Regions from separate parts of the Mus musculus genome. Here regions 1, 2, 3, 4, 6 and 7 are each linked to region 5. A link is a loop called in an ENCODE intact Hi-C map of the cell type or tissue named here. Cell type or tissue: heart. All regions are shown on one strand.

What was found. Peaks named below come from ENCODE experiments on the same cell type or tissue, not always from the same donor. Only the 100,000 strongest peaks of a DNase experiment are listed, where the experiment ranks them.
Region 1: it touches region 5 in a loop (5-fold over the local background); 9 of 42 quality-filtered maps call a loop at or near these places.
Region 2: a loop joins it to region 5, with 2.4 times the contacts of the local background. A loop is called at or near these places in 2 of 42 quality-filtered maps.
Region 3: it touches region 5 in a loop (2.3-fold over the local background); 2 of 42 quality-filtered maps call a loop at or near these places.
Region 4: a loop joins it to region 5, with 2.0 times the contacts of the local background. A loop is called at or near these places in 5 of 42 quality-filtered maps.
Region 6: a loop joins it to region 5, with 6 times the contacts of the local background. A loop is called at or near these places in 17 of 42 quality-filtered maps.
Region 7: a loop joins it to region 5, with 2.0 times the contacts of the local background. A loop is called at or near these places in 7 of 42 quality-filtered maps.

Annotation. Positions count from the first base shown.
Region 1 is chr12:108,655,333-108,659,332 of GRCm38, reverse strand. The region is part of intron 3 of Evl (Ena-vasodilator stimulated phosphoprotein); the gene reads right to left. It overlaps Mir342 (microRNA 342), which reads right to left and starts at 713; the gene lies at 615-713. In heart, a CTCF peak has its summit at 1,753 (motif pointing right); a DNase peak (open chromatin) is centred at 1,772; H3K27ac peaks cover 843 bases.
Region 2 is chr12:108,884,244-108,888,243 of GRCm38, reverse strand. The region is part of intron 2 of Wars (tryptophanyl-tRNA synthetase); the gene reads left to right. Among named protein-coding and RNA genes, the nearest start is that of Wars, 7.9 kb to the left of the region's middle. In heart, no CTCF peak of the experiment used is centred here; a DNase peak (open chromatin) is centred at 2,113.
Region 3 is chr12:108,894,011-108,898,010 of GRCm38, reverse strand. Wars (tryptophanyl-tRNA synthetase) reads left to right here and starts at 3,837. Exons shown (of 10, transcript NM_001164314.1): 1 at 3,837-3,942. Wdr25 (WD repeat domain 25) reads right to left here and starts at 3,739. Exons shown (of 7, transcript NM_177602.3): 1 at 3,698-3,739; 2 at 1-102. The coding sequence starts at 80. In heart, a CTCF peak has its summit at 1,782 (motif pointing right); a DNase peak (open chromatin) is centred at 3,790; H3K4me3 peaks cover 1,194 bases; H3K27ac peaks cover 1,012 bases.
Region 4 is chr12:108,611,150-108,615,149 of GRCm38, reverse strand. The region is part of intron 1 of Evl (Ena-vasodilator stimulated phosphoprotein); the gene reads right to left. Among named protein-coding and RNA genes, the nearest start is that of Mir342, 45 kb to the left of the region's middle. In heart, a CTCF peak has its summit at 1,859 (motif pointing left); a DNase peak (open chromatin) is centred at 1,889.
Region 5 is chr12:108,553,496-108,557,495 of GRCm38, reverse strand. Evl (Ena-vasodilator stimulated phosphoprotein) reads right to left here and starts at 2,776. Exons shown (of 13, transcript NM_007965.3): 1 at 2,283-2,776. The coding sequence starts at 2,287. It overlaps Gm16596 (predicted gene, 16596), which reads left to right and starts at 1,878. Exons shown (of 3, transcript NR_045753.1): 1 at 1,878-2,117. In heart, a CTCF peak has its summit at 2,121; a DNase peak (open chromatin) is centred at 2,845; H3K4me3 peaks cover 2,778 bases; H3K27ac peaks cover 2,041 bases.
Region 6 is chr12:108,756,091-108,760,090 of GRCm38, reverse strand. It overlaps Gm33628 (a long non-coding RNA gene), which reads left to right and starts at 1,900. Exons shown (of 2, transcript XR_381913.2): 1 at 1,900-2,281; 2 at 3,120-3,576. In heart, a CTCF peak has its summit at 2,005; a DNase peak (open chromatin) is centred at 1,980; H3K4me3 peaks cover 1,098 bases; H3K27ac peaks cover 1,155 bases.
Region 7 is chr12:108,674,704-108,678,703 of GRCm38, reverse strand. It overlaps Evl (Ena-vasodilator stimulated phosphoprotein), which reads right to left. Exons shown (of 13, transcript NM_007965.3): 6 at 3,078-3,307; 7 at 2,481-2,602. It overlaps Gm40571 (a long non-coding RNA gene), which reads left to right. Exons shown (of 2, transcript XR_003950261.1): 2 at 1-604. Among named protein-coding and RNA genes, the nearest start is that of Gm40571, 6.5 kb to the left of the region's middle. In heart, a CTCF peak has its summit at 2,442 (motif pointing right); a DNase peak (open chromatin) is centred at 3,983.

The sequences.
Region 1 (4,000 bases), 100 kb before region 5:
CTTGTGGGAGGTATGAAGGTCTCTGTGCTCACAGATAAGTACTAGGGAACCAGGAATGCTGAACACACAGAGTTGTCCCTTCAAAGGGAGGGACACATAACCTGTTATCTGCCCAGAAGGTTGGGAGCAAACGTGGTTAACAGCCTGGTGACCTCTGTGCTATCTATGTGGCCGAGACCACACAGGATCCTCCCCAGACTCTTACTGTGAGCTTGTCAATCTACAGAACTCATCTTTATGGAAGATGTCACACGTACTTTACAAAGAGTTTTGATGTAGTCACATCTTAAGCTTTGTTGTATATACAGGACTGAGTTAATTATCACCAGGAAAGCACCAAATTGTGCTGTGCTTAAATGTGCCTAAACTTAATTATTTGGGGTCAGACTCCTGAAGTTTGAACCAATAGTTAGGCATGTTGGACTGAACTGCTTTCTTATCTCTCACTCTGCTGGTCATGGCGGTTACAGAATCCGAATCGAAACCCCACACACTGCCCAGGTCTGCATCCACAGCTCCTTCCACAGCTCACACACATCACGGCCACATTCACGGGGACTTCACCAGGGCTGCTGCTTGGTTTGGGGTGCTGTGCTTCTTGGTTCTGGTGGTGCTCAGCAGGCCAAGGTGACGGGTGCGATTTCTGTGTGAGACAATTCCATTGACCATGTCCCTCAATCACAGATAGCACCCCTCACCTTGAGCCCATTTTCACAGATGGCAAATGGTGCTGGCGGTTCAGGAGCTTCATCGTGGTCTTCAGGAGAGGGTACAGAAGCAGGAAGCGAGGGGTATGTTTGCAAGGTGCACAATACAATGGAAGAACACATGGTGAACCCACTCGCTCACTCGCTCATGCATGCACCACAAACACTTGCATGTCAGTCTCTTAGGGTGTAGATAAATACAGATATGGAAGGCAACTTGCTCCAGAGAAACTCAATAACTGAACCCAGCCAACCAAGAGTCCTGGGAAGGATCCAGGTTCTCTGAGCATCTGGAGTGAATCCACATTCAGAGTGGTACATAAGAAATATCACAAGCAGGAGAGCGCACTACGCCAAGTCATAAAGTAAGTCAAAGGCAAGGTGCATTGTGGAGGGCTGTGCAGGTCATTGACGTAAACAGCACTGGCAGCCAGGCTGGATGGATGCCTGGCCCTTATCTGGAAAGGGAAGTCAAGGCGAACTTGTTGGTTTGTCCATACAGTCAGGAGAGGGACGGTAAATCTATGGGCTGAAGATGAGGGAGCTGGGAGGAGACCATGAGATAGAGTTCTCCTGGGACTTGGCCCAGCACACATCCCTTCCTCCCCAAACATGGTCTAAGGCAGCTGGAACTGTGTTAAGGACTTTGGGTTGTAAATGAGCTCCAGGCCTGCCACATCCCCAAGCCTTGTCAGGGTGTACCTGGCATCAGGTATCAGGCTGGCTTTTGAGGTTCTAGGGACCGGTCTTTAATTTCCACACCTGGCTGAATCCATGTGCTCGAATGTGCTGTGCCAAGTGTTACCGTGAGGATAGAGGCAAAAAAAATACAGTAACAGGGGCACACTGAGGAGAGCGAGGAACTATGGGGATTCTGAATTACGTCAGGCAGGTGAGGAGGGAGAAGGGGTCAGAGGTGGGGAAGGCCTAGCAGGAGCAAAGTGTGAAGGGGACTTGTGTATTGTTGGCATGGAGACTGTTACAAAGCTCAGGTTCTCTTAGTGAGGTGGGTAGACAAACACAGAGGGCCACTGTTTACAGTGTGGCCAGTAGGGGGCAGGGCAGATGGAATGAGCAGAGCCTGGAAACAAAGCCTGGGTAGGAAGTGTGACCTTGGCCCAAAAGGCACACCCAGAGGAAGCCATACCAACAGCCAACATCCCCACTGCAGGGGAGATGCAAAAAACAGTTTAGGAGTTCTATCTCTTCCAGGGAAAAGTTTCATAATTTCTAGCAAAATAAGGTTTGTGGGAAGCAAAACTGAAGCTGACTTCAAGAAGCTCTGAGGTTTAAGACTTCACCCAGGTTCACAGTGAGGAGATAGACCAAGCCTATTCACAGTGAATCCTAGAGAAAATGCTGGCCCCTGGTACTCCTCAGAAACAATCTGAAATCAGCCCAGCCTAATCTCAAGCCTGCAGCCTTTTGATCACTCATCCTCCTGCTCTGCTTCCTGCCCCTTTCCAGACCAAGTTAACATCCAGGATTTCCCAGGCTGCAACTTCTGGTAGCCAGTTCATGCTTTTAAAGGAGCCACTACCTCCACAGAGAGCTTGGACACACTATGTGGCTGACCCCTAACTTCAGGCTAAAGCTGTTCTGCCCTTATTTGTCTTCAAAACTCCTGTCATTACTATTTTTATCTTCATGATCTCATTTCTGATAGGTACTGCATTCTAGATGGGAAATTGAGGCTCAGGTCGTGCCCAAGGTCAGATGGGCTATCAGCAATTGCAGGGCTGCTCCCCTGTGAATTCAAACTCACACCATTGTTGCAGGGACTGGAACTCAGGCTCATGGGGGGAAAAGTATTCTTCGTATGCCAAAAGGAAGAGTCCTAAGCTCTAAATATGGTAGTCTGTTTCTCAGAAGTGTTGGTGGGCCCTGTACTATACCTACTTCGAAGGTCTGCACAGTCTTCATTAGCAAGAACCAAAAGGGAAAAGATGCCTTGCACCTGCCTGCTTCCCAAAGCACCACTCTGACCGCAGACTCCAGGAAGAAATGGCATCTCAGACCCAGACTGGCTGGGATAGGAGGAGAATGCTTGGTTGTGGACCTAGCTTTAATCTATTCTATATAAGCCTCACTCAGGATTGGGGTTAGTTCTGTTACCTACAAAATGCAAACTTGAGGCAGGAAAACATAAGGAATAGTTTAGGATCCTATGACCCTAGCTGGTTTTGGTTTCCACCTCTCTTACGATAATGCACCTGGCAGCCTAGCTCTTTTACCTGCATGCACCATGCACGTAGCTCTCTCTGAACAATGCACCTCAGAACCTCTTCAGATCCCCACCTTGCGTGATATCAGACTATGTGTACCTCCTCTCTAAACAGTAGACATTTCTCTGCCATGCAGTTATTGAATTTGGATTTTTTTCTGTACAAGTGCATTCCTAATGTATCCAGGTAGATAGGTAGGAAGAACAAAAGAGCTGACCTGTCGTGAACTGGTTTTGACTATATAAAGCAAAACTGTCTATAAACTTTTAAGGAGAACCCCATATTTCCTATCTTATGCCAACGTATATTGGGTATGCATATCATATCATTGCAATTAGATTCACAATGAGAGACATGCACAGTAGAAAGTGATTGTGACCTAGTCTATAAATCAAAACAAAACCACCTAAACTACACCCCTTAGTAGCCACTTCCTCCTCTTCCTGAACCCCATAAGAGGGAGCCTCAGAAAATGAATGGGGTCAAGTGCTCCCTCATGCTCATGTGGCCTATTGTCAGTCTTGACAGTGTATTCCTGCATGTTCTATGTACAATGCCCTCCCCGGAACCTCCTCAGACCTTTAAAATGCACCTTGGCTTTGCTCTCTCTCTCTCTCTCTCTCTCTCTCTCTCTCTCTCGGGGTGCTAGGTTCTCCTCCTCCTCCTTCTCCTCCTCCTCCTCTTCTTCTTCTTCTTTTTTTTTTTTTTTTTGCAAATCTGTGTGATTTTCAGTTGTTTTGCTAAGAGGCCTTGAACGTGACTACTGATAATAAACTTGTGGCTTCAAGACACCTCAGGCTCCTTCTCCAGTTCCAACTCTGCAGACCCCATCTGGGGTTGGAAATGTCAGCTGAATTCAGCTTTAGGGGAAGGAGGCAAAGTCCTACCATGTAGGCACCTTGCTTCAAGTGCCGTCCTAGTTCTGCGCTCCTGGAATAACATTATTACAAGATGTCTGTGGTGAGCCTGGAGAGAACGCTGGCCGTGGGAACAGAGTAGCTCAGGGGGAGGGAGTAGCACTTAAGGCCATCTCCCTGGCACACGGCATCCTACACAACAGTCAGGTGA
Region 2 (4,000 bases), 330 kb before region 5:
CAGATCCTCAAAGGTGCCAGAGTCCATGGATACCCAAGTCCCTCACATGAAGTAGTATAGTATTCACGAGTGATCTGCTCTACACTTGAGGCCATCTTAGTATCGTGTGTATTCTGTGTAATTAGTTGTGATGCCCCATGTCTTTTGGTTGGTTGGTTGGTTGGTTGGTTGGATTGGGGGTTTTTTTGTTGTTGTTGTTTTTGTCTTTTGGTTGGTTGGGTTTGGGTTTGTCTTGTTTTTGTTGCTATATTGTACCTGTAGAGAATATAGTAGTCACCTTTTTGTCTGTTGCTGTGACATAATGCAGGACAAAAGCACCTTAAGGAAGAGAGTGTGTTTGGCTCACAGTTTAAGGTTAGTCCTTCATAACAGGGAGAGCGCAGAGGCAGGACTGTGAGCCAGCTGGTCACATGGGATCACTGTCAGGAGATGGAGATGAGTGTCTGTGCCTAGGCCCTTTCTCCATGGAATGAAGCCACCTGCATTTAGGGTAAGCTTCCCACCTGAATTGCCCTGTGTAGGAACCGCCTTGTAAGCATGTGCAGAGGTTTATTTCCTGGGCACTTCAGTGACAGTGAGAAAAGTGACAAGATGGGATGTGTACGTCCTCAGCGCAGATGAAGAACCTCTTTGTGTTTAGTAGTTCCTGTCCTATGTTCGTTCTGTAACCCAAGAATACAGAGCCCACAGCTAAGACCCCGAGCACCCGGCATCTTCCAGCCTCTTCTCCCCAGCTCTGAGCATGCACAGACATTGTCAGTCCCTACCATTGATCCTCTTAAGGTTACACTTGGACATGTCTACTATTTCCCTCCTTTCTTAATTTCAAGTTGGGGCTTTGGCCCAGGCTGTACGGATTCCTGCTTTCACACACACTTCCCCTCCTCCAACTGCCGGGATATGTCGCAGTTCTAGTCAGGTCATTATCAGTACAGGCATTGTTACACTATGTAAACACATAGACAGCTGAACCATCAACTAAAGCATGAGCCCTTTTCCTTTCCTTCCCACCTTCTGTTTTCTCTAGGGTTAATGTTTGCCTTAATTTCTGTTTGCCTGGCCTTTTCTTCATAATGCCAACAGGCAGCACATAACACAGTCACAGATAGCAGGATCCGATAGGTTGTGAACACAGTCAACATTGTGTTTATGGTTAAGTCACTTTTGTATAGTGTGAGCTTTTGTTTGCTACTGGGTGGGAGTTGTTTGTTTGTTTGTTTATGATAGGATGTGGTATGTGCTAAGGAAGCATTCTGCCACTGTCTTGGCAACTTTGCTCCTTTCTGTCCAGATAGCTGACCCAAAACACCAGCTTCAGAGAGGAAGAGTTCCTCTTATCTCACAGTATGAGGGTCCAGACCCTCATGGTGTCGGACGAGTCTGTCTGACACCCCAACACGTGGGATGCCACTACCCGCATCATCCCTCACCTGATGAACCACTGTGGAAACATCTTGACAGACACACCGATATCACCTGGGTGATTCCAAATCCAATCAAGGCGACAATAAGAGTTAGCTAGCACAGCCTCAAGGCTAGGTATCCAGGCCTGGTGTGTGTATTCAGTATACTTTTATCATTAAGCTTGTATGCCCACTTACTAAATTATAGCAAGATTTGTGCCATATTACCTTGGCAGAAGCCCCCTATATCCCATGTTTATCCAGTCTCTTGACTGTATCAAAGCTCACATTAGTCAAGTAGTAGGCCTGTGCCATCTACTTTAGTGCACTGATGGTGTCGATGCTTAACGACACATTTCTCAGACTCTATCCCCACCATTAAGCAGTGTGGGGCTATCATGGCTCCTCCCTGGATGTTGAATCTCAACACTCGGCAGCTACTATATAAAGGTAACATCTTAGGCAGTCTTACAGGACCTCTGCCAATAACCTTCCCTAAGGTTGGATTGATAGTCAAGCTGGGTGTGGAGTTCTGAGATGGAAGCAACTTTCCCTTCGAATTCTGTTGTTTCATTTGTCTGTCACAGAATCTCTGTGTAGTCCAGCCTGGCCTCAACCTGCTATAGGCAAGACTACCCATGAACTTCTCATCTTCCTGCCTCTGCTTCCTGGTTGCTTATACTAGAGTGATGGGAAACCACACCCAACATCCCTTGGAATGCATTCCTGTGGCCTGTTTGTCAGCACATTTTGTTGTCCTCCCTAGGGACATTGGAGTCATTTCTGTTCTAGTGCCCTGACATTCCAGGGATAGGACCAATACTCCTTGCAAACCTTAATTCTCAGAAATCATATTATTCATTTGATCTACTTGGTACTCTGTCTTTTCTGTTTTTAGGTCAGAAACCCCTCCTCTGGCTTTCTTCTCTCTTGCTCTACTCCCCATTTCTTTCTGTTCTCTGCGGCTGTGTCCTCACCCTAGCCTCCTGCTGTCCTCCATTTCTCCTGTCATAAACTCCCAAGTATCCCTTTGGGCATGCTCCGTAGTGCACCGAGCTGGTGATGCCAGTGCCCCTGGTGCTCTCCGCCCTTTGTGCCCCGGAGTCCCAGGTGAGTTTCCTCTTCCCTTCCTCTCACAGGCATCGCAGATGTGCCATAGCTTGCCATCTGCTCACGGCCTTGGAGACAGCTGCCAGCTGGCCTCATGGTGAGGAGACCGTAGCTCTGTGCGGCCCCTTTCCTAGATAGCTGTGGGACTTGTTTTGGTTGAGGAGGAGTCTTTGTGTTCGGAGTATTAACTTCATTTCTTGGAAATCGTATTCTCTGTGATCGGCTATTTAGGGAGTATGAGGTATAAGGCTGGTCTTGGTATACTTCCCACTGTTATGTATAGTAGTCTCTGATCTACATACCACTGTCTTTTTCCCATGGAAACTTCTGGATGGAATGAGCTGAACTGTTTCCTGAACAGATCTAGCCAGCTTTCCTGTTATTGCCCGTATGTTATTACTTCATCATCGATGCTGGGGTCTCTGGTAGTCCGTGGTGTGAAGTGGACTCACTGCCCTCCTAACCAGCCCTTCCCAGATTATCTTTTTCTCTCATGCTGGGTCCTGTCACTGCCACCTGCTCCTGTTTTCTTGGTCCTCTGTCTTTTAAGGAGCTCGCTAATGGTGAGTTTTAGGAGCTGGTCAGTGTGCAGCTCTAATGGCAGCAAAGGCACTTCATGCCCTTCGCTGCCTCCACTCTTAGGTCTCCATCCCTCCTCCTCTGCTGCTTCCCATCCAGCTGTCTTCTCAGGAGTCTGTTTATGTTACCAGACGATGCCGTCCACCTCACATTCAGCCCCGTAGCTTTCCTTGGTCATTAGTCTGAGCAGACTATTATATTTTAAAGGAAATAAGTGGTATAGAGAGAAAGTCATGTCTGAACACCTGATTATCCAGAACTCACCATGTGGGCACAGTGGATTGGACTAAATGGTTTTCAGGTAAAAACCTAAGATAAATAAAATGCTCAAGAATGGGTAATTTCTCCTGTAATCCTACTTGGTAGGCTAAACAGTGGCATTTCTATCAGTTTAACATTAAATTTGAATAACACTGTAATGTTATCCTCATTCTGAGACAGGATCTCACTGTAGCCCTGACTGGTCTAGAACACACAGAGATTCACCTGCCTCTCTCCCGACACCACTAGGACACTGGCTTTTAAGTTGAGTCTCTATGTCCTGGCCCACACTACTCTGAAATAGGAAGCAAGTTAGCAGGTCTGTTCATTGCTTTTTTCCAGGCTACAGACATTCCCTGAGCAGTGACAAGATTAAATGTTTCCTCTTTCCAAAATCGGATCAGATAGAGTGCAAATTGTCAATAGTCAGTGATTAAAAGATACCACTTGCTGTGTACTTGAGAGCAAGGCAAGTCTGCTCACAGATAGTTCCGCAGATGAAACTTGTTAGACATGTATTTTCTTTCCGGTGCTGAGCCTAGGACTGCTGAGACAACAGAGCAGCTGTCCAGTGAAGGCTTCTTCTCTTGTGTGAGCTATAGACATGGAGTTATTGATTGCAAGAGGTAAAGTCATTTTGATAACAA
Region 3 (4,000 bases), 340 kb before region 5:
TGACCTGCAGCGTCCCCACTTCTGGCAGGGTCAGCCTCGGTCTCGGAGTCAGAATCATCATATGCCACCAGCGAGGCCATACAGTCACACAAAGGTGACTTCCTAGAAGTAAACAAGATCTAGAGTTAGCAACCGTTAATAACGCGAGTCGTTCTGCACTTCGGGGCAGGATGTCCCCTTGAAGCTCAAAGACGTCAAACTCCACAAGCACAAACACATACAGAATAGAAAAGGATTTCAGATATTTCAACATAGAGAAATTATGTTTGGCGCAGGAAAGGTAGCTCAGTGATTAGCAGCGTGTACTGCTCTCCCAGAGGACCCACCCTGGGCAGCTCACAGCCACAGCAGTCCTGGCTCCTGAGGATCCAATGCCCTGTTCTGAGCTCCATGACTACCTGCATTCGCATGTACAAGCTCACACACCAACGATAGGTGCATGCGCGCAATTAAAAATAGGAAACATACCTTTTTAAAAGGGGAAACTAAAAAATATAGTTTGGGCTGCAAGATGACTCGGTGGATTAAAGGCACTCGTCATCACACCTAAGCTCAGTCCCTGGAACCTACACAGTGGAAAGAGAAAAACCAACTCATGAAAAATTTCCCTTGACCTCAGCATGTGAGCCTTAAGACGCATGCTGTCTCCCAGTTATGTATACAATAAAAGGTTTGTTTGTTTGTTTGTTTGTTTTTTAAAAAAAAAGGGGGGGGGAATGATATTTGACAAGGTATGTATGTTAACCCTAATTTAAATATTACATAATATATAAAAACCCAAGTAATAGTAAAAAAAAAATGGGTCTCCTACTAAATAGAAATAATTAGTTACTGTGTGTGTGTGTGTGTGTGTGTGTGTGTGTGTGTGTGTGTGTGTTCAGACAGGGTTTCTCTGGGTAGCTGCAGCTATCCTAGAACTTGCTCTGTAGACCAGGCTGACCTCACACTTACCGAGATCCTTCTGCCTCTGCTTCCTTAGTGCTGGGATTAAAGGCCTGGGCCTCCACTTCCTGGTTTTACAGATAATTTTTTAAATGGAAACCTCTGTGGGGCTGGGGCTAAAGCTCGCTGACAGAATTCTTGTCAACACATGCAAGGTTCTGGGTTTGCCCCTCCGCACTGCAAAGCAGAAGAGAAGAAAAAAGAGAATGTAGAAAAAGAGCACGAGGGCAAGAGGGACCTGGGTATGGCAGCACCCACCTTTGAGCCTAGCATTCGTGATGCTGAGGCAGGAGGATTATGACTTCAAGGACACCCTGGGATACCTAGGCAAGACCCAGTCTTTAAAAACAAACAACCTCAGCCTGGAGATGATGATGTACACCTATAATCCCAGCACTCAGGAGGCAGAGACAGGTGGATTTCTGAATTCGAGGCAGCCTGATCTGCAGAGTGAGTTCAAGGACAGCCAGGGTCACACAGAGAAACCCTGTCTCTAAAAACAAACAAACAAAAAAAAAGAAAAAATCCGTGTCCAGAGAAACAGAGCAACTGCAGAGTACTGCCCGGGCACGTACAAAGCCCAGGTTGGGTCCTAAGTCACCAGTCAACCCAACTGTGGCAAGAGCAATTCTAAACATGGCATCCAAATCTGTTTGTTTCACCCCAAATGCATAGGTTCACAGGGTACTAAATTTCCATTCAAAAGTTTTTCCTGGAATTCTGAGCATTCACAAATTTCTATCAGCTAGTTCTCAGTAAGAATTGCTTTGGTCTAAAACTCAGTATTAATTCTGTGAGTACAGACAGAAAGAAAATAAGGATGCTGAGCATATCTCAGCCAGCAGAGGGTGGAGTGGGACAAAGTGCAAGCCTGGGCCATGGACCAGCTAGCCCGCTTCTTTTTTTATGCTTGTGTGTTTGCTGTGTAAGTGTATGCATGCCTATGCGAATGTGCAAACCTGTTCTCCTAAATACAAGGAGGCCAGAAGATGGAGTCCTGTGCTGTTTCACTTTCTATCTATTCGAGACATAGTCTGTCTGTGACCTCTTACAGGTTGAGTTACAAGCAAGTGTGAAATGGCTTGTTACATGGGTGCTGGGATCCAAACTTTGGTCTTCATGATTTCAAAACAAGTGTCTTTAACAGATGAACCTCCCTAGCCCATTACAAGTACTCACTATGTAAGCCAGGCTGGTCTTAGTCCAGTCTTCCTGCCTCAGCCTTCAGAGTGCTGGCATTACAAGTATATATCACCATGTCAGATCACACACTGGGCTCCAAAATTCCACTCAAAGCCTTCCACATCTGTCCCCTAATGGCATTATTTGCCCTAAGAATCCCACTGCCATACAAGTCTGCTCATCATCCAATGCCTGTAGCTATCATTCCTACCAGCAGCTGAATCCAGGCAGGTAACAATGTCCACATTTAGAAACATCTTCGAAAAAGGACTTCTAAAACCAGCTTTCCACTCTCCAACCAAACTAAGATCCCACTAGAGACTAACCACACAGAGATAGACCCATGCTCTGCAAATAATTTGATCTCTACATATTCAGCAGGGAGTTGAGGCCAATCTCCTGGTTCCTCAAATGAAACCCATCTGATTCCCACCACCATACTATATAGAGCTCGGTCACAGCCTGGGTTTTAAGCTACACGGTTATCTGCAGGGTAGACTCACAAAAGAGGCCTATAGCAGATCTGAGGACAGTGTGGCTCATCAGCTCCACAGGGGATAGAAAATGAACGACAGCAAGGGACTGGACACCAGATGCACCACACATAGATTTCATTCTCTCACTCAACATCTGCCACAGTAGGCAAAACAGTAAATGATGTCCTTCATTCATCACACTCCCAAGCCATAGAAAGACAAAAACATCCCTGACTCGTGAGCCAGACGATGTCGTGGACTTGTGAACTCAAAAGGAAAAGGATACAGGGTAGCTGGGCCCAAGACTGCATCTTTTTCTGGAGCTGAGACAGGTCTCAGAGAGACTACACCAGTGTGACGCTCTGAAGAGGTTGAGGGAACTAAGGTGTTCACAATACTGTGACTAAAACAGAACCAATACCAATGAAGAGGAGTCAAGGGTGAGTCAAGAAAACATATATGAAGGGAGACGGCTGAGAGAGATGCACACCGTTTAGGAGATGATGGTAGCCATCTTGTACCCAAGTCCAAAAAATGCCATGAGAAAGGGGGGGGGGGGGAGGTGAAACCAAGAGGAAGAGGCTAAATGGGGGAAAAAGAGGACTGAGGACTGAAGTCGAATACTGAAAAGCTAAAGGGAGCACGGATACATGGGGCAGGGTGTCCTGTGTGCTTAGCTCACTGTCCAAGAAGCCTCAATCTGGATGAATTTGCAGACAGCAAGGTGATGGGGCAGGGAACTGGGAAAGTTAAAGACAGAATTTTCCCGTTCAACACACGGGTCCTAGTTTCCTACTCTGTGTTAGGCACTATGATAGATCTGATGTGGGTAGAAATTCACACGGATCTTGCCCCAGAGGCCATGGATACAGGATGGGAAACAAAAAACAGACACGGGTTTTGAAGGATGAGTAAGTTAGCCAAGCTGTCAACACTAATGGGTAAAGAGTTCAGAGCACAGCACTCTAGGAATGAACGGGAAGAACAGGAAGGCAAGCGGCGAGCTGAGCCCGGCGCTAAGAAGCGAGAAGCATGCGGCCGCCACATCCCGGCCCCCTCCCTCCCGGGCCCGCCGCTCACCACACACACACACACACGGAAGCTCTTGGTCCACCCCTACAACGGTCCGGCCAGCACTCGGGCCGCCCAGTCGCGTTCCACCACGACGCCAGCAATTTCAGCCAATCGGAGATGGTCTCTGCCCTCCTCTGCCTGGACAGCCAATAGCGGCATGCCGAGACCGGAAGTTATTCCAGCCGGCTGGTGTTTCCACGGACGCCCAAGAGGTACCGGTGGCTGAACTTGGGGGTGCTGACTGGTGGGGCCGAAGTGGGGGCCGCCGGTAAGTGAGGAGGGGGTGGTCACTGCGCCGGGAGCGAGGGAGGGATGCCGAGGTGGCG
Region 4 (4,000 bases), 58 kb before region 5:
CTTTCATTTTTTTCATTCTGCTGTGTAACAATGACTGGCAGGAGGCAGGAAGTTAAAGACAGACTAGAACAACATCAGTATTGGGAAGCCAAGCCTACCCAGCTCTGCTCAAGGGAGCTGGGATGGAAGCACCCTAAGTGTTGTCCCTGTCACCTTCCGCCTAGTGAAAAGTTAAATAGTAGGATACAGGTTAGATTCCTTAAGGGTTGTATGGGAATTCAGAAGAAAAGAGAAACATAGAGGGCCACTGAGGTTGGAAAAGGAGCTGAGGAGGAGTGTGACACAGGCCCGGGCTTTAGATGATGTCATTAAGGAGAGAAAAGAGCACCAACAAAAACCATGGGTTTAGACAGAGAGCAAAGAAGATGCACAGACCCACACCTAAAGCAGGTCTCCTACTCTTCAGTCTCTAAGATGGGCCTGCCTGTGTAGCCCAGTAGCAGCCCAGGCTGGCCTCAAGCTGGTTATCCTCCCTCAGCCTCCCCAGTGCTAGTACTCCAAGTATACACCATCAAGCCTGCTGTCTTTTGGAGAACAGAAGCTAAACTGCTAGCTCCGTTTCAAAGAAGGGCAGAAAGACCACCAAGGGCTTTATGTGCAGCAGAGGAGAAGCTGGACCAGAAATGAGCAAAGTTCTGAACTTTAAATTGGGAAGGATTGTCCCCAGAGCAGCAGGACCTGTTTAGCTCCTTCTTGCCTGTTTTTAACGGAAGCTGCCTTTAACTTTTCAGCCATGAGCAAACATGAGCTGACCCACACTGTTCATACCAGGAATCTTACCAAATGTGTCTACAGTTGAAGACAACGGGGAATAAAATGTAAAGGTGCTAAGTCCTTATTTCATGGCTTGGGGTCTGCTCTGAGGTGTATTTGTGTGTGAATGTGTCCTCTCTCCAGGAAATCCTTTTCTACTATGTACAATGCTGCTCTGTTTTTGAGATGGAGTCTTACTAAGTATTTATTGTTGGCCCAGAACTTGCTGTAGACCAAGATGACCTCAAACCTGCAGTAATCCTCCTGTCTCTCAGGGGTTTAGGAGTGACCTGTGTTTAGATTACAATATCCCCCACTTTCCCCACCCCAATTGAGAACCTGTACAAGGGTTCTCAAGTTAAAGTCACTCTTTAAAGCTCTTCTCTAGCTCGTGTTAAAAGAAGACCCACAATCCTATCAAAGCAGTAACAATACAATTTGCTTGAACAGCTCTCATCAGAGAAATCTCACTTTCATTAAGTCTCCTTTCAAAGGAACAGGCTGTCCATATCACCTGTCTGGTGCAGCCATAGCAGGTCAATAGACCTTGTTTATTATCGAGCTCTGGAGATAATGAGAGATGATACAGGTTCCGAGAAGGCTAACGCTTGGAGTTGGTCTCTGGCCCCATTACCTTAGCCAGAAAACCCCACAGCTCATTTGTCAACAGTAATGGAATCACTTAACCTCAGACCTGGGAGCCTACATGCCGACTAAGCAAAGACCCCAGCTCTCCGCTGACTGGTCATACTGTGTTTGTTTCACTTGCTCATAAACACTGCATCTGCAAACAGGATCATCTTCCAGGGACTAGTTTTTAGCATTCTAAATCTCAACTCTCAGTGGGTAGGAAGACATTAGAAATGTTGTCTGTACAACGTGCTGGCCTTTTCCCTCTCTCTAGTAAATTTCAGATCCGAGACAAGGGTCTGCTTCTTTCAGTAAATAGAGACTTATGACTCAGCAATACACCGACTAGCCTCTAAATTCCAGCCACCTTGGGAGAGCTTCCTCTGAGGGAGCAGTAAGTAACAGCCCCACTTAAAGTCAGGGGAATTAAAGCACAATGAACTTACATCCTTGGGGTAAAGGGCGCCCTCTGCAGGGCACAGAGAAGCCACCACAGCCTGGGAGAGAGCATCCAATAAAGCCAGCTCATCCTCTGCTCCCCACAGTCAGCTCCTATACTCTACCACCAACCTCACAAGTCACTGGTCAAGGGTTCACTCCAGGAACCTGGAGGGCTGCCACTCTCCTCCAGCCCTGAGTTCCAAGGTAGGATTCTTATCCTTGGCTGCTTCATCCCAAGCTTTGGATGTCTTCAGCAGCTCCTGTGGATAGTGAGCTCTGGAAGACATGTTCATACTTGCTATTTTCAGCCATGGCGTCTATTTAGTAGCTTTTCAGGAAATGTCAGGTGAATGGTCACTCTAAGAGCAGAAGGACCCCCGCCCCATCTTCCCACCTCCAAAAAGGCTCCTCCTGGAGTTGGTAGAGTTTACAAAATGGGAGCAACTTCTAAACTCTAAGTCACTGCCAAAGGCTACATGGCTCTGAGGTGGTATTCTAGAATATGTTGGGACTCATATCACATCATTTCATTCCTTCAGGTAATGAGTTTTGTTCTGTCACCTCAGATTTATTTGTTTTTAACGTAAGAGAATACTAGAATGGGCCAGTACTGGGGTTGTTAGCACCGAGCCAGATAAGCGCTAACAGATTCAGCCCTCACTACTTCCCAAACACAGAATACAAGCAAAGCAATGCTTCATCACCCACAGGAGTCCTTCTACACATGACTCCCAGGCTGCTTTAATAAGACAGGTAGCCAGGTGAGATGACTTCTTGGAGTCACAGTGTCTGTTTCTCCTGTAAGCACTGACGTCAGTCTCTGGGTTGCAGACCCACGGCCCTGCCTCTAGTTGAGTAAGCTCACCATTAATTGAGGCAGACTGGAGCATTCTGCCTTGCCATTTTGGCAACTAACTTGTTTGTTTTGCTTGTGGCTTCTAAGTTACTACCAAAACCATGGTATTAGTGAAGATCACCTGTATTACTCTGTTCCCAGCCCCCGTCCTTACTTTTTTTTAAAAAAGATTTATTTATCATTATACTTAAGTACACTGTAGCTGTCTTCAGATGTGCCAGAAGAGGGCATCAGATCTCATTGCGGGATTAGGGTGGTTGTGAGCCACCATGTGGTTGCTGGGATTTGACCTTAACTCCCTACTCTGTGCTGATTTCCTCCAACCAGGTGCTCCTACTGTTTCCTGTAAAAACCCACATGGTGGCAAACCTGAAAAGGATCTAGGAAATCAAAGAGTGGGCCTCACAGTCCGGCTTGGTTCAAATTCTGTCAGCAGGTATCTAACATCTCCTAGATGAATGGTGGTGATAGGTGTTAATATAACCTCTTGGGCTGGGCAGTGATGGCGCACGCCTTTAATCCCAGCACTTGGGAGGCAGAGGCAGGCAGATTTCTGATTTCGAGGCCAGCCTGGTCTACAAAGTGAGTTCCAGGACAGCCAGGGCTACACAGAGAAACCCTGTCTCGAAAAAACCAAAATCAATCAATCAATCAAACAATCAATCAATTAAAAAAAATAACCTCTTGACTTGAAGCACTCATGTTTCTGTAGGGCCGAGTCTACAAACACCAAGTAGGGCATGATCATTTGCTCCAATCACTGTGCAGAGATGAGGCATAGAGATGTGGGGAGTAGGAAGAGTCAGTCACTATCCAAGAGGATACTCTGTTCTTCCGCTGTCCTGTCTTCCTACAACTATGTGTGTGTGACAGGCACTATGATAGATCCTGGGATCCCAAAACAGTCTCTGAAAGGTTGTACTGACTGCTAAGACCTAAGCCAATTAACAAAATGTTACTGCAGACATGCAAAATAGGAAACTGACCAGACCTCACTCTAGCTGCTGGGCTGACTTTATGTGAATTACCTAACCTTTCTCAAATTCTACTCTCATTTCCTTTATTTATTTAACACATTCACTAGAGCCTATTACACACATACATACACACACACATACATACATACATACGTACAACACTTGAGTGAAGGCCTAGAAAGAAGACAGAATGCAGGGATGAGGGCTAAACATCACACGGCTGGTGTGGCTGGAGTGACAAAGGCCAGGAGTGCTGCGCACTGCCAAGCTTAGTAGGCCAAGACGTGCCAGGCATCATACGTGTCGGGGCTCTCCCCTCAGCGAGGTTAGAACGCAAGATTGA
Region 5 (4,000 bases):
AGCATGTGAAACATGTTATATAACATAACAAGTGACTCCTCAACAGGAACAATCAAGTCAGACTACAAGACAGCTTTAAAGACTATTAAGCAAGGGAAGTCCTGAGTTCTGAAACTAATCAATGAAAGGATTCTTTTAAGTGGAGGAGAAAGTTCTAATGGGAATGGTTGTGGAATTCTGTGGATAGACTAAACACCAATGAATTGCATGCTTTCATGGACGCTTTGTGCTATGAGTTTCATCTCAATGAAATTATTTATAAACCAGAAGAAGGTGAAGGATAAACATTTTCAAACAAAGCCTAACAATCTGTGCCAGCAGAATTTTTTAATACTAAAGGGACCGGGCCGGCAGTGTACACTCATAATCTCAACAGACAGGAAGATGGTGAGTTCCAGGTCAGCCTGAGACCCTGCTCAAAAACAACAAAAACACAGACAGAGGAGATGGTGCTGAGGATCAATTGCTTGCCATGCGAGCTTGAAGGTCTATCCTCATAACCCATATAAAAGTGGGTGGGTGTGGCAGCCTCCCTACAATTCTGTTAGGCGGAGACAGGACCACAGATCGTTAGTGGCCAGCTGTGGGTTCACCCGAGAGACCCTGCCTCAGTGAAGAAATTGAAGAGCAACTCCCAATGCCACCCCCAGGCTTGGGTGTCCCCACACACACACAATGTATGCACACATGCATGCATACACATAAAAGATACAAAAAACAAACAGACAAAAGCTTCGGAATTCAACCAGTGGATGCATACAAGACCCTTGGTCTGATATACCCAACACTGCAATAGGCAGAAAGACAAACACTAAAAGATGTTCTCCAGACAGACAGAAATGACCCCACATGGAAGACTGGAAGGTGACAAAGGTGGCATTGCAGTTGATGGAAACGGTGATCTTGGTAAACAGCGAGGAATAAATCATGCTAGGAGAAAGTAAAACATGAATTCTGTTTCCACATTACACAGAAACCAACTCCAGGTAGACAGCATCATTTCATATGAAAAGCAAAATACTAGCATTTCTTCAAAATGTTAACAAGCTATCTTCTTCACTTAAAAATAGGAAACTCTACTAATTAAGAAGAAGCTAAACTGGACAATACTTAAACAGACACTTTATTTAAAAAACAAAAAACAAAAAAACCACCAAACACACACAAATGGACAATCAGTCGCTTTAGTCAACCAGAAACTGCAAATTAAAACCCTGATGGAATGTCACTTCACACTCACCATAATGGCTAAAATTTCACACAGACAATACCAAGAGGTGTCAGGAATTTTTAAACAAGGGCTAGTAAATGCTTGCTGGTATAAAGTGATAACATGATTTTGGGGATTTAGTTCTATCAACTACGACAAAAGATGTACATGTTTTTTATGTAAAAAAAACCAAACAAACAAAAAAACGAAACAAAACAAACAGACAAACAAAAAACCCAACTTACTTGTGGGTAGGGAAACTATCTACTCAATAGATATGAATGCTTTAGGAAGTACACCCACCGGCATATTCATTGCAACGTTAATGGGGAAAAGCTACACACAACTCAAAAGTCTACTAACAGTAGAATGGATACAGTGTGTACTATCTATACTATGCAGGACAGTAAGTAGATAATAGAAACACTATGGACGAACTTCAGAAATATCTTTGATGAAAGTAGGCAGACACAAAAATTACAACAGTGCATTATTTGATTTAAACAGTTCACAGAACAGGTGAACCGAATCTACAATTGGACGCTACGGTGTTTAAGAAAGATGTGCCTAGAAGATAAAATTGCACAGAAAAAAAGAAAAAGAAAGAGAGAAAGAAAACCCGGCATACGCTGCCCCGCGCCCCACCCCACCCCAGAAAGCAGGCTAAGGTTAGTCTGGAAAGGAAGGCTGGGTGCAGCAAATGAAGAGGGCACGCGGGTTTCTGGGTGTTGACAAGGTTCTAGCTGAGTGGCACATCAAAAGCCGTACCTTTTGGGGTTGCACACTCTGAGGGTTGGCAAGAGAAAGGGGACAGGTCAGAAGAGAAAGGTGAAGAGGAGAGCGCCCTAATGGAGAAGAGCTCCGTGCGGATGGCAAAGTGTGGACCGCCGGCGCGGCGCGCGCAGCGGTAAGGCACCGCAAGGCGGGCGCGGCCTCCCGCGGACCCCGCGGCCTGAGCGTCTTCTGGTGCTTGGGCCGCCGGCTGGGGGCTCTGGGGCCGCTTCGATGCCCGGGCACCCCACCCTCCACGCCGGGCGCTCCAGGCCTCGCTGCGCTCGAGGCCCCGACTCACCTCATCGTGGCTGCCGGGCGGGCACGGGGCCGGGGATGAAAGCGCGGCGCGACGGGACGCTAGCGGGGCAGCCGACCCCGGGCGCGGCGGCTCCGCGTCTGGCTGGGCTGCAGGCGGCGGCGGGGGCTCATCTTCTCCGGCGGGCGTCCGGGCCGCTAGCTGCGAGGCAGCGCGGCCGCGGCGGCGGCGGCGGTGGCGACTGACAGCTGGGCCCCGGCCCCTGCCATCTTGGCGGGCGCGCGTGCCCGGGCCGGCGCGTGCGCGTCCCGACCGCCCGCCGACGGGCCGGGGGAGGGGGCGAGCGGCGGGGTCTCGCGGGCGGGAGCGAGCGCGCGCGTCCGCCTGAGACTCGGGGCGGCGGCCGGAGGATGGGGTCCGGGGTGCGGGGTGCACGCGGGGCGGAGGACCCCTCCGCCCGCCGAGGAGACTGCGCGCGCCGACGCCCCTCGGTCGGCGGCCGCGGAGGGAATGAGCGCGCGCCGCAGCGAAGCTCCACACAAAAGGCGCGGGGCTCCGTGGTCCGCGCCTCTAAGAGGGCGGGGCGTGAGGGGCGGGGCAGGGGTGTGGCCCAGGTTCAGAGGGGCGGGGCGAAGCTTTGTGGAAAGGGTGGCTGGGCAACCGGGCCTGGGGGCAAGACGGGGGGCGTGGCCTAAGGTCCCAAAGGAGATACTGTAGCTTAGAGGAATGGGGTTAACTTAGTGAATTCCAGGGTCTTGTCTGCGAGAGAAAGACCGGGGCGACCTTAACGGGAAAGCTTAGGGATCTTAGGTCTAGGAGAGGCCTGGAGGATGGGGTTAGTAGGGAGAGACAAAGCGGAGCTCCGCGGAAAGGGCTGGAGGGTGGTGGGCCTGGGGCCGGGGTTTGGGGCGTTGACCTGGAGCTAGGCGAGCAGAGTCGGGCAGAGACCCCACAGAATCCCTGGTGGTGGAGGAGTTGTATAGAAAAGGGCAGGTGGAGAGGCTTAGGGCAAAGGGTGTGATTTGTGAGGCAAGGCTGAGCGGGGAGAGTGCCAGGAGGCACGTGGAGCCCTACTGAACCGGCTTTCCAGTGCATTCAGAACAGAGCATTATGGGCTGAAAGTTGCAATTTTTAAACGGATCCCTTGCTCTGCAGTACTGTTAGCAATGCCTGAGGTTATAGTTCTCCTAACCTCATGTGTTCCCTTCTTCCTGGGAACCAGATTGGTCTCTTTGTTACAGAAGAGCCTTGTCACATCCTAAGAGTTATGAAAATACTCAGGCCTCAGGTCACCTGAAGGTATTCCAGGTGTCCCCAGGAGAGTCCGGGTTGGTGCACACTTTTATTCCAGCCAGACATTGTGCTTTTCCACCAATCTCCAGGTGTCTGTCCCTGGGGTCTAACAAGTTGTTGCCATTCTGTAACTTGGAGGGAAGAATTAGTTGGTGGGTTTGCTGTAAAGATAGTGTCCTTCCTCTGCACCCCACACTAGAATCACTGACACTTTTGAGGAGAACCCATTTTCCAAAGCCAAGAACCGGTGGCCTCCAAAAAGAAATCTTTTTGAGGCCACATGTTTCAAAAACTGTTTAACTTTTTGTAACATTTTATATCAGAAGAGTGGGAAACACCAAGTTCTTCTACATCCAAGGAATAAAGCCTTCTTTCTGCTTTGCTCAAGAGAGGTTGGCTTCAAATGGCTAGCTGTTAGGGAAAGGGGAAGGGCGGGTGGGGGTAGGGAGAAATGTGAGCAAGTCCCT
Region 6 (4,000 bases), 200 kb before region 5:
AACAAGGTGCAGAGTGATGGAAAAAGACACTCAGCACTGATCTCTGCTCTTCTCCCGCGCACATGTGTATATGCAGCATGTGCGTCTGTACACACATGTAAACATGTATGCAACTATACATGCAGGTCCATACAAAAATAAAATTGTGTACCTGAGCCCAGCATTGTGGCACAAGCCTGTAATCCCCGGTGCCCTGGAGGCTAAGGAAGGAGGGTCACAAGTGCAAGCCAGTTTGGTTTGCATAGCAAGGCCTTATCTCAAAAACAGAAAAATGTGGGTCTGGGGTATTGAGTAGAATGCTACACTGCAAATTATGGCCCTGGGGCTAAAAACAATAGCAAAGTATGTGCCTACAACTAACGTCATTGAAAGAAAGCACAAAAGGAGAGAAAGAAAATGGAAGCCCCCAAACAAACTCATCTGCCTGTATTTCTCTGAGACCGTAACAGCTCTGCTGCTGGGAGTGGGGTGCCCTGTACACGCAGAGAGTTCAGCCTCCAGTGGGTGGTCTCCAACACAGCTAACTCTCAGCTGTTACTGAAGGCAGTCCCTAATGAAGACGTCAACTCTAACAGCCCATGAAACCTCCAGGCCTGTTTCACGTCTGATCTCTCTCTACCTTGCTAGCTGGTCCATGGAAGCCTCCAGCTCAGTGTCGCAAGTCAGTCAGCCTACACTGTCTGCGAGCCCAGGGAGGAGGCGTCCTGCAGGCAGCCTTCGGGATGCCAACTCTGCCGGGCAGAGTGGTGCACGCCTTTAATCTCAGCACTTGGGAGGCAGAGGCAGGTGGATTTCTGAGTTCGAGGCCAGCTTGGTCTACAAAGTGAGTTCCAGGACAGCCAGGGCTATACAGAGAAACCCTGTCTCGAAAAAACAAAAAAAAAAAGGATGCCAGCCCTGGGACTGAGACTGACTTCAGGTCTAGCCTCTGAGGAGCTTCAGGGCCAGCGCTGAGTCAGCCAAGTTATGTGGAAAGTAGGGTAAGGTGGGGTATACCCAGGAATTCCCTTGAGATCGAGTAGTGTGTCTGGAGAAGGGGACTAAGGGCAGAACGGGGTTCTGATAGGAGGCATCTGTCTCATCCCCGCGGCCTTGGTCAGTGACAGCAAGCACCCGTGGCTGTTTCGGGGGCACTCCTGTACTCCCATTCGCTCTTCCAACCCACCCCAGGGACCCGACTCTTCCTCCAGCTCAGCTCCAGGCTCTCAGCTGACAAGCACGCAGGTGCCCCCTCAGCCTCCCAGTTCTGTTGCCAGGCAGTCCAGCCTAAAGATCTAGGCCAGCCATCAGCCTTTGGGAACCTCCAAGTGCTATACAGTTTCTGTCAAGCCTAGACATACCTGGGAAGACAGAATCTCGCATTACCTCAATCAGGATGGCCTGTGGGCAGGTCTGGGGCGGGCGGGCGGGGGGGGGGCATTTTCTTAATTGCTAATTGATGTAGGATGACATGCTATCTTTGGGCAGATAGGCCCGAGTTGTATCAGAAATCAAGCTTAGCAAGCCTTGGGGAACAAGCTAGAAAGCAGCGTTCCCCCATGCTCTCCGCTTCAGTTCCTGTCTGGGCTTCCCTCCATAGTTGACATAACACAACCACCCACGCCAGGTTGCTTTTGGTTAAAGTGTTCTTTCACGGCAAGAGTAAAGCTAGCCGGGACCCCAGGGAAAGTACGCAGGCGCAGGCATCAGCTAAGGTGTAGTTCCTAAGCTATATTTGTGTCCACACAATGTTGAGTTCCTACTGCATACCAGACCCTCTATCTATCTGAAGGGGAGAGAATCCTGAAAAGCAGTTCTGTATGGTACCAGAAAAATCCCGAGGGAGCACAGCGCAGCACACACACACACACACACACACACAGCCCAGCATGCACTGCTACTGAAGTGCAGTTAGCAGGGAGGAAGCCAGGCGGAGCCACAGAGCAGACTACGGAGAACAGCAGGCCAGTGCAGGCCCCGCCTCTCTCGCGGCACGTGACCAGACTAGCCAATGCCTGCGCGGGGTGGGTCTGCTGGTCCCAAAGCACCGCCTCCCGGGTGCTCGAACGGGAAAGAGACGCCAGCAGGAGGCGCCACGGGGCCACGGCCCGACCGTGCGTGCGCTAACAAGTCATCGGGTCCACGGTTCCTGAGGTCGCAGCCTCTCCGCCTGGTTTGGGTTTCCGCGGGGCGTGGACGCTGAGAGGATTGCTTCCCCGTTGCGAGTTCGCTTGAGTTGGGGACGCGATGGCGGAGTGGCCGCGCCCCTGTGTGTCCCCAGCTGAGGATGTCCCTGCCTAGGGTGCGTACCGTTTACCGCCAGTCCTCACCTCTGAAAATGAGTGCGACTCAGTCTAATAAAGGTAGCCGTGCTGAGCAGGGATTTGGAGGACAGGCTCGGAAGGGAGTGGGCCAGGGAAGCCACACACCCAGGAACCCTTGGCTAAGCACAAATGGGAACTGACCTGGACGCACCTGGGTCATGGCTCCCATCCTGCTGACAGGAAGGAAGCTTAGAGAGTCACAGAAGTCACCTTAACTTCATTTGCTATAGTATAATTTGTATTTCAGACCCTTCTGCTCAGACTAGATCAACTCTGGTCTTACAGAGTGATTTCAAGGACAGCCAGGGCTACACAGAGAAACCATGTCTCCCAAAAAACCCCAACCTCGCCCCCCCCCCCAAAGTTGCAGGTATAAGGCCTTCAGGTTTTACTTTTGTTAATTTCTGGTTTGATTTACCTCGTGGTTAGAGAATTTAGTCTTACCTATTTTCTGTAGTTTTTATTTCTTAAAAATTGGATTTCTTTTTTAAAAAGATTTATTTATTTACTTATTTATTTATTATGTTAGTACACTGTAGCTGTCTTCAGACACACCAGAAGAGGGCATCCGATCCCACTACAGATGGTTGTGAGCGACCATGTGGTTGCCAGGTTTTGAACTCAGGACCTTCGGAAGAGCAGTCAGTGCTCTTAACCGCTGAGTCGTTTCTCCAGCCCTAATCTTATCTTTTCTTCCCTTTATTTGTGCTTGTGCGTGCACAAATGTGTATGCACATGTGCGGGACTGCTCATCCCACAGAACATGTGTGGAAGCCAGAAGTCGACTTACAGGGTTGCTCTCCTTTCTCCTTGTAGGTCCAAGGGATGGGGTCTAGCTTGTGAGGCTTCCTGGCAATTGTCTCTACTCAATGAGCCATCGTCCTGGTCCCTGACCATAATTTTACGCACCTAATCTTTAGGGGTTGATTCAAATTCTTGCTGCTGGCCTTGCTCTATTCTCCCCCTGGTGTCACTCGGCGGCAAGGTCACATCTTCATGGCCATTTGCGGTTATCTTGATCACAAAGTGTTCATCCTGACTGCATTTCATGTTTGCCTTGGACATGGTTTGCACCTTCTGTTTGTCTGCATCTGCCGATTTGACGTCCTCTCCTTCTCAGTCTTCCTGTTCGCATCCGTGGCTGCTGATTTTAGTCACCTGACTATTTGTTGAATCATTTAGCAGAAATATTTGTTTACTCTGGATACATCTATTTCCTTCTGATACCTTGGTAATTGTATTTATATTAAAATTCTTTTTAATTTTTAAAGTAGTTTTTTTTCCAACTTGCGATATATATTTTTTTAAGATTTATTTATTTATTATATGTAAGTACACTCTAGCTGTTTTCAGACACACCAGAAGAGGGCATCCGATTTCATTACAGATGGTTGTGAGCCACCATGTGGTTGCTGGGATTTGAACTCAGGACCTCCAGAAGAGTAGTCAGTGCTCTTAACTGCTGAGCCATCTCTCCAGCCCCAACTTGCGATATTTTAATGAATACATGATTTTTTTGTTGTTGTTTTTTGTTTTTTTGAGACAGGGTTTCTCTGTGTAGCCCTGGCTGTCCTGAAACTCACTCTGTAGTCCAGGCTGGCCTCAATCTCCCAAAAATGCCTGCCTCTGCCTCTCGAGTGCTGGGATTAAAGGCGTGTGCTACCACGCCTGGCCTGAATACATGATTCTTTAACTTG
Region 7 (4,000 bases), 120 kb before region 5:
TTGGGGAACAATTTGAAGGTCAGAAAGTAAAACTATTAATAGTTGAGTGAGGGAATTTTTTTGAGGACAGGGAACAAGAAACAATGGTAGCCTGACTGGTCCTAGCTGATGCACCTCTTCCTTCCCGAGGCTGGGCTGGCGAGCAAGGTGATGACTAATTTCTTGTACTCACCTTTGCCCTAGCTTCCTGATGTTACTTAATGAAAAAAATCGTTAATGAGTAGATGCACCCTGGGGACTTAAAATAAAAATGACTGTTTTTTACATAAAAGTTTAGATTTATGATTCTCTTAAGATTTTATCATTATTTTTAAAGATAAATAATAATTCTTTCTTTGTAACTGCAAATTGCAGCCTGCCAGTAAGAGAAACTGGCTGAGAAAATTATTTTGCTTGCTTTTATTTTGTTAATCTATAACAAGTTGCTTAGTTATGAATGCATGTGGGTTCTTGGGAATAATCTGTTGTTGTTGTTTTAAACCTGTACTGTTTAACCTGTTCTAAGAAAAGTTTATTCATGTGAGAGTATTGGTAAATATGTTTTTCTATGAATACTCACTGTAATGGATCACTTAATGAAAAATAGAAGGTAATCACATTGTGATTCATTTTGTACCATTTGAAAGATTTTGTTAGGATATATAAATTGTGGAAGAAAAAATAGTTGTTATATATATATGTATACATATACATATATATATGTGTGTGTGTGTGTATATGTATGTGTGTGGTGTCTGTGTGTTTGTATCTCTGTGTATGTGTGTGTGTTTATGTGTTTGTATTTCTGTGTATGTGTGTCTGTATGTGTTTATGTGTGTGTGTATGTGTGTATATGTGTGTCTGTGTGAGTGTGTGTTTATGTGTGTGTGTATGTGTGTATATGTGTGTCTGTGTATGTGTGTGTGTGAATCTTCTCCTCCTTTTTTTGCCAGCTCCAAAGAGTTTCTCACTGGCTCCAGTAAATCAAGTTTCCGCCCTCAGAGAAAAGTCTGCTGAATGATCAATCACTGATTCTACACCTGCCTCAGTTTCCCCTGACCTGTGGAAACTGGCCTCTGACAAATTATTCCTCCCACAGACTAGGACCAGTAAGTTCATCAATTCTCTCTCTCTATTTCTTCCCACTCTGGCCTAGCTTAACCTTTGCCTATTCCACGGCAGCTGTCATCACCTCTTCCTGGGTGACAAAGGTTTCTTCACTGGTCTGCCTAGTCGCTTTACCCCATGATGCCCACTGATGCCCAGAAGCCACATTCCATCTCTTAAAATCAGAGGGACGCCTGTGCGGACTACTCAGAGGTAGTCATTTGCCTAACATGTGATCGGGCATGTGTTCCATCACACAGACAATACAGACCAAGCCACTGCAGTCTACACTGGTGAGTGCCTCCTGAGAGGCACGTATGTGCCTGTGCCAGCACAGCAGCCCTCAGGAGGTGCTCACCTGTGACTTCTCCACTGTAGGTGGAGCCCTGCTAGAAGAGAAGCAGGAGAAAAAGCTGCAGGACTGCTAATCTCATGAAGCAGATTTCAAAGACTTGCTTGGTTGTTCCTTGCAGACTGTGCAAGGCACATTTGCTTTTTTAGTGCCTGGACCCCACCTCCGACCCCCCCAGCACCTGGCGTCTGCTTGGCTCCTGGCAACTCTAACCTTTTCCTGTTTTTAGAGATCCTGTGTTTTGGGATACATCATCCAAGCCAAGTTGTTAAGCTCACTGGTCTTAGATTGAAGGAGGGTACAAACATTTTCTTTTCTAAAATGTTTTCTCCTGTTATCTGAAGCCCTATTCAGCTCTGAGATCCAGCTGGGCAGTGAGGCACTCTTTCAGCCTCCTCTCCAGCTGGCCTCCTCCACTCTTCCATGTGCCGGCTTCTCAGCCTGTGCTTGAACACTGCCCGGCTGGCACCTCTGCCACCCTCAGCCCATGGAACTGCACTTCTTTAAGCAGAGGACAGGTAGAGCCTCTTCTGTGAGACCCGTCTCTTCCTCTTGCAGGCCTTAACATACTGTTCTGTGAAGGCTGCTTCATGTCTGCCTAGACTGTTTAGGAGGTCTGGGAAGGCTAACGCTGCCTACAGAAGCAGTGTTGGGGGCAGTGGGGTGTCTGTAGGCAGTGCTCTAAAACTCTGGGACTGTGTTGTATTTGTTTGTCTCTCAGTTTCTTTTTCTTCTTTTTTTTTAATTTTTTTTTTTTTGTAATTTATTTATTTCATGTATGTGAGTACACTGTCGCTGTCTTTAGACACATTATTAGAGGGCATCAGATCTCATTACAGATGGTCGTGAGCCACCATGTGGTTGCTGGGAATTGAACTTGGACTTCTGGAAGAGCAGTCAGTGCTCTTAACTGCTGAGCCATCTCTCCAGCCCCTTGCTTGTCTCTCAAGTGCAGCGGGTGCTGTTCTAGGCCCCCTAAATGTGTCTTAGCAATGACATTCAGCTGAGGACAGTGGCTTCCTCTAGGAGGCACTGTACTCACCTCTTAGCCAGCAGCTTGTTCATTTCTTCCATGAGGCCTCCTCCACCTCCCCCACTGCTTGCCCGGTTGGCATCGGACTTTGAAGTCCCACTAGGACTGGAGCCTCCAGATGCATCTTCTGGCTGAGGGTAAGGAAGAAGTGTGTGTCAGATGCTGACCCAGAAAGATCCTAGGAGTGAGGCTGCTAGTTTAACACTCTCAAGTCCACGGAAAACCAGAATCTAGGGAGGCTCAGGGACAGGCTTGGTAGGCCCACAGGCATGAGTCCTTGCCAAAGCCAGTTAGTTACAGGGAGGAGGGAAGCAACTTTCAAGCCAGAGATATGCATCAGAGCATTCTTTTATGAGCAGACTTATATTATCTGCAGATCTTTCCAGGAGCATGTGCACCCGGGGTGGGGAGCTGAATCAACTGGAAGCACATTCCACGGGAAAAGCAAGGGCAGATTCAGTACTTATTAACTAAGGCAGCTGGGAGCTGATCCAGGGGAAGAGAGTTTTGCTCAGTGTCTCACTGATGAACAGGTGAGGACAGGGTGAGAGATGAGAGTGATACGTAAAGGGTGGCTGGCCTGCCTACCCTGACAGGAACTCTTACCCGCTGCACCCTCCTTAGCTTGGCTCCCGCCAGAGCAGCAGCCAGTCCTGATGCAGAGCTCTCATCATGGTTGGTCCCCTGGGCTCCTCCAGCTGGCAGTGGGGGTGGGGGTGGGGGAGTAGACCCTGTGGGTGGAGGTGGAACTGGGGGTGGAGGCGGGGGTGGAGGTCCACTACAGGAGAGAGTGGTGCTGGCTGCCGATGAGGGATGCCCAGGGGGGAGAATGGGCCCTGAAAAGCAAAGGGGAGGAGTCAGTCTCCAACACCTAGGGGTGTCCAGCTACTGTTTTTATTCTGGGTCCTTCAAAAGATTGGAGGGCAGCTTGCTCATCAGAGATGAGGTGCAGAAGAGTTTGTCTCAGGAAGGCCCTACAGAACCCAGCCCCATTACAATCCCTTCCTATTCCAATCTCCCAGCATTGGGTGCTGGCTACACTGGCATATAGTCACTTAACACCCTTGAGCACAGCAGAGCTCCTCTTGCTCTGCTCCTGCCTCTCCAGTGTGTGTGAGGAGTTCCTGGCAGTGCCGGTTTCCATTATAAGTACTTGGCTGCATCTTAGGTACTGACTGAAGTTGGTCTCAAGATGTAAGTGGGACTTGTACTTGGATCCTAGGGTCTCTAAGAGGTAAGGAACTGTGGGTCCAGAGATGACCAGGAATTTGGGTCAAGGAACCACCGAGGGCTGGCCTCCACTATGCACCTAGTCAGGCACCTCCAGTGAATCAGACACTGTGCCATACACTGAGGGGAGTAGACCCTCAGGGTGCTTTTGGTCTAGTAAGGTCAGCCAACAAATCACAGAGGAGAACACAGACTTGTGCTGCAAGGCTCGCTCTACTAGAAGTATGCACAGGAAGCCTGTCGGAGCTGAAGCTCTTGGATGACTGCCCTACAGAGCTGGGAACACACAGGAGAGGTGA